Regions from separate parts of the Homo sapiens genome. Here region 2 is linked to region 1. Evidence: read pairs that join two places in POLR2A ChIA-PET (ENCODE). Cell type or tissue: A673. All regions are shown on one strand.

Region 1 (2,500 bases):
GGAGCTAAGCTATGAGGATGCAAAGGCATAAGAATGATACAATGGACTTTGGGGACTCCAGGGAAAGGGTAGGAGGGGGGTGAGGGATACAAGACTACAAATTGGGTTCAGTGTGTACTGCTCAGGTGATGGGTGCACCAAAATCTCAGAAATCACCACTACTTACTCATGTAACCAAATACCACCTGTTCCCCCAAAAACCTATGGAAAAAAAATCAGTTCCATAGAAAAGGGTGTAGAGGGTGTGTGTGTGGGGGGGGGCAGGGTGGGGGAGTTGGGAGGTATATGGGAATTCTTTGTACTTTCTGCTCAATTTTGCTGTGAATCTGAAACTGCTCTAAAACATAGTCTATTAATTTAAACACAAATCAATTCCTTCCATCAGGCTAAGTTCTGGGCTCCAGGGCCAGTATCCATCCAGGTGGAGGCAGGAAAATACACACACACTCACAAACACACACACACAAATGTTTTGCACTCCCTGGGGAGCACACTTAGGCCACATTTTCCAGGTAGCAACTACATGGGTTGACCCTTCAGCCAAAACTCTCCCATTTGGTGTAGAAATCCCTGCTTTTATCTATTCTTGTCCTTTCTTGTAAGTATTTGCAGGAACTATGGCAGCTCAAGTTGGGAGTGGGAGTTTCTTATGTGAAGGGGACAGGGTAATTGATATGAATCTGCAGGTCATAATCAAAACGTGAACCTGGAGTGGGTGTGTGTGTGTGTAAAACCATGTCCATGGCACTGGCCCACTTCACTTGACATTATTGGATTTGTCAGTATGTCTATATTTTCTATGTCGCTGGATTAAAATCTTTATTTAGCAGCCAAACACACATAGATGTCTAGAACAGAGCATAGCACATCATGAAAATCCGCAATAAATACCAACTGAATTGACAAATAATGAATGAATAAGTGATTACAGCCACATTAGCTCTGAATAAGACCAGCTGCAAAATAGGCAATTTCTCAGCCCCCCTGCCATGCCTTTATTATCTTGATATCTTGATATCTTACAGATCTGTGGTCTCCAATGTAAGGCTGACAATTTCACTATTATTATTGGGGAGGCCGTTATAACATGCCACTAGTTTTGCGTTTTTCTCTCTGCACCACCAAATTCCAATTATTCAAGGCAGGAAGGGAAGACATTAGCAGAGGTTATTACAGTGAAGCAGTCTTAAAGAAAACATCCCTCAGTGGGAAACCAAAGGAAATGCCTTCTCCACCAATTGTTTTCAGACTTCGCCCACACGTTGCCATGGAGTGAGCTGGGGGATGGCTTAGACAGAACCAGGAACCTGCAGCATGGGTGAAGAAGTCAGGTCTCATTTCCAAGACAATCCCAGACTCTCCCGGTACCTTTTAATCAGATCCATTTCTGCCTGATCCCTCTTGTGAAGGAGCAAGTTCCGGCTGTTGTCAAAGATATCTTCAATCTGGTCTGGCCAGAGGAACAGAGTGCTGTTCAATTTGATGTCCTCATCTGCAAAACACATACTGCCTGCTCCAGGACACTGTTTAGCATAGGTCGGGTCAGCATGTGGCGAATTAATTAGACAGAACAAGAGGTCAACAGGAGTGGTGTGGGGGTGGCAATGAACACATGGATGAGTGACAGTGACATTTGTTGAGCACTTACTAAGGGCCAGGCTAGAAGGTAGATGATATTATCATCCTTGTTTGCACAGATGGCAAACACAGCCATTGAGCCTAGTGGTCAAGGTTACACTGCTAGAAGGCATCAGAGAGGAATTCAAATCCAGGTCTAATTCCAAAGCCTGTGTTCTAACCTCTCTGCTTGATTGCCTTCCTAGGCTAGGTCTGAGTCAAGTCAGAAACCCAGATTGATGCTCTCGTTCCACAGTTCAAACTATTTCACTTCATCTGCATGTCGGTTTCCCTTTAGGTTAAATGGCAGTCATGGTATCAAAGCCAAATGCCCTACCCATTTTATGACTCTGGTGAATTAAAATGTCCACCCTGGGTTTCCTTTGTGAATTTCGGGAGGCAGAGCCCACAGTGAGAGTCCACGGTGTATCCAGGGGTCGAGGGCACAGCTCGTGAACATGCAGGTGGATGGTTAGGGAACCACTTTTCACTCCCAGTCCCCATCTCTCCCTCCCATCAACCTCCCCCTGACATCCATACATTGTGAACACCAAGTAATTCACAGGTATTTTCAGATAGAAAATGGCTTGTTGAGAGGTTATTAACTTTTCCTTCAGAATCTGCTTCTCACTTTAAAACTCTAACTTGACCCAACAAACTTTCAAGGAGCCCTGACTATTTTTTTCCTTTTACAATACACAGGAGCATGAAGAAAAGTGTCTCGGCCTCTTCAAAAGTGGGATTGATGAAGATTACAGATGGGCGGCCAGGGGCTGTGGCTCACGCCTATAATCCCAGTACATTGGGAGGTCGAGGCAGGCAGATCACTTGAGGCCAGGAGTTCAAGACTAGCCTGGCCAACATGGAGAAACTCTGTCTCTAC
Region 2 (2,500 bases), 120 kb before region 1:
TGTGAGCCGAGATCGCACCACTGCACTCCAACCTGGGCGACAGAGTGAGACTCCATCTCAAAATAAATAGATAAATAAATAAATAAATAAAATAAACAATGATTGAACCTACTGTGTGCCAAGCACCTTCTAGAAACTAAGGAAACAGAGGTAGACAAGGTTGACTGATCTCTAGCCTTCATGGAACATCCAGAATGACTGATATTCTCACCTCTTCCCTTACTCTAGCCAAATAAAATGCTTTTTTTATATATGTATGCATATATACATACATAAAGTGTATAAAGCACATATATTATATATAATAAAGCATATATATAAAGCACATATATAATATATAATATATATAATTAAGTATATATATATAATAAAGCACATATATATATGTGCTTTATACATAAAAGAGTAAATTTTCACCCTTATAGGAACTAATTTTTGCCAGGTGCAGTAGCTCACACCTGTATTCCCAGCACTTTGGGAGGCCAAGGCGGGCAGATTACGTGAGGTCAGGAGTTCGAGACCACCCTGGCCAACATGGCGAAACCCCATATCTAGTAAAAATATAAAAATTAGCTGGACGTGATGGCAGGTGCCTGTAATCCCAGCTGCTTGGGGGAGGCTGAGGCATGAGAATCACTTGAATCTGGGAGGCAGAGGTTGCTGTGAGCTGAGATTGCACCAAGGAACTCCAGCCTGGGGGATAGAGCAAGACTCCATCTCAAAAACAAATAAACAAACAAACATTGTTTTGTGGTCTCAGCAGCAATCTTCTTCCTGTTGAGAATGCATATTCTAGGACTACTGAAATAGCTATATCATTATTCCAGGTTCTCATAGCTAGGACAAATCTCCAGGACAATTCTGAACAATGAAATTTTCTTCTTTTACAGACAAGATGCTTTATTAAATATCTAACTAACTGTGATTCAATTTAAAAGCATAAGACATTTGCTATATACAAATTGAGAAATCTTCAAAACAACAACAAAAATAGAGCCAGCGTCTGGACTTCAAATTTGGAATATCTAGAGTCCTAAAATGCAATCAACACTTACTCTACCCGAATGTTGTCATCAAGCTCCACATCCTCTAGAAATTTGTTAGCCACCAACTCTAGGGCATCTGTGGGCCAGGACTGGAACCAATCAATCGTACAGCAATTGATCAGCGAAGGGAACATCCGCAGGCGGTTCCTGAAGGCATCCCCTATTGGACTCATGGCTAATGAAAAGGAGATTTTGTTAATTACCTTCCTCCAAGGCAGGTGGACCCAAGGAGGCAGGCGGGTATTCCCAAGGATTCTGGTGGGGTAAGTGGGGGCAGGCTTCCTCCTGGCGCTCCAGGGATGTGACTGTCAATGGCCATAATGAGTGCCTGGGAAATGCGGGCTAATTAGTGGGATATTTTCACTTAACTTTGTGAGGAGCCCATTACAATAGCCCCTTTTTAAAAAAAATTTTAATTTTTTATTTTTTATTAAGACAGATTCTTGCTCTGTCACCCAGACTGGAGTGCAGTGGCGCAATCTCGGCTCACTGCAACCTCCGCCTCCTGGGTTCAAGCTATTCTCCTGCCTCAGCTTCCTGAGTAGCTGGGACTATAGGCACCCACCACCACTTCCAGCTAATTTTTGTATTTTTAGTAGAGACGGGGTTTCACCATTTTGGCCAGGCTGGTCTCAAACTCCTGACCTCAAGTGATCTGCCCGCCTCAGCCTCCCAAAGTGCTGGGATTACAGGCGTGAGCCACCATGCCTGAGTCTATTACCTTCTAACTGGTCTCCCATACACACTATTGTTCCTTCCGCATCCTTCGGGTCACGTAGCCAGTGTGGCTGGAGCCCTTTGATTGACTTGCTGTATTTGTGCTGATACACGGGAGCCATACACTGTTATTTATAGAAGTTGCTGTGAGGTCATCTGCTTGTTTCTGATCCCATCTCTGGCCAATAACAAATTTTGGGTTCCACACTTAAAATTCCATTCATTGTTATTTAGACTATGTGTGGTGGAAGGGAGCATGATGTCTAGGTGGAAGTGAAAGGTCACTGTGGGTAAAGAACAGAGGCCTGGCACAGTGGCTCACGTCTGTAATCCCAACACTTTGGGAGGCCAAGGCAGGAGGATCATTTGAGCCCAGGAGTTTCAGACCAACCTGGGCAACAAAGTGAACCCCACATCCCCGTCCCCTATCTCTACAAAAATGGAAAAAATTAGCTGGGCATCGTGGTGTGTGCCTGTAGTCCCATGTACTCAGGAGGCTGAGGTGAGAGGATCACTTGAGCCCAGGAAGTTGAGCCTGCAGTGAGCTAGAACCACATCACTGCACTCCAGCCTGGGTGACAGAGCAAGACCCTATATCCAGAAAAAAAAAAAAAAAAGACAGAAAGGGCGATGGTTTGAAAAGATGAAGGTGGAGAGGATACAGAGGACAGTCTGGCAGGTGGCCTTATGGCATTATGAGACCGCAGGTTAGTAATTTTGGTCCTTATCCCAATGTG

The links. Peaks named below come from ENCODE experiments on the same cell type or tissue, not always from the same donor. Only the 100,000 strongest peaks of a DNase experiment are listed, where the experiment ranks them.
Region 2: POLR2A ChIA-PET joins it to region 1 with 16 read pairs; 2 of 35 experiments call an interaction of 5 or more read pairs at or near these places.

What each region holds. Positions count from the first base shown.
Region 1 is chr16:21,103,103-21,105,602 of GRCh38, forward strand. DNAH3 (dynein axonemal heavy chain 3) reads right to left here. Exons shown (of 62, transcript NM_001347886.2): 16 at 1,369-1,492. Among named protein-coding and RNA genes, the nearest start is that of DNAH3, 46 kb to the right of the region's middle. In A673, no CTCF peak of the experiment used is centred here; a DNase peak (open chromatin) is centred at 1,189; H3K27ac peaks cover 589 bases.
Region 2 is chr16:20,981,666-20,984,165 of GRCh38, forward strand. It overlaps DNAH3 (dynein axonemal heavy chain 3), which reads right to left. Exons shown (of 62, transcript NM_001347886.2): 49 at 1,056-1,221. Among named protein-coding and RNA genes, the nearest start is that of LYRM1, 82 kb to the left of the region's middle. In A673, no CTCF peak of the experiment used is centred here; no DNase peak of the experiment used is centred here.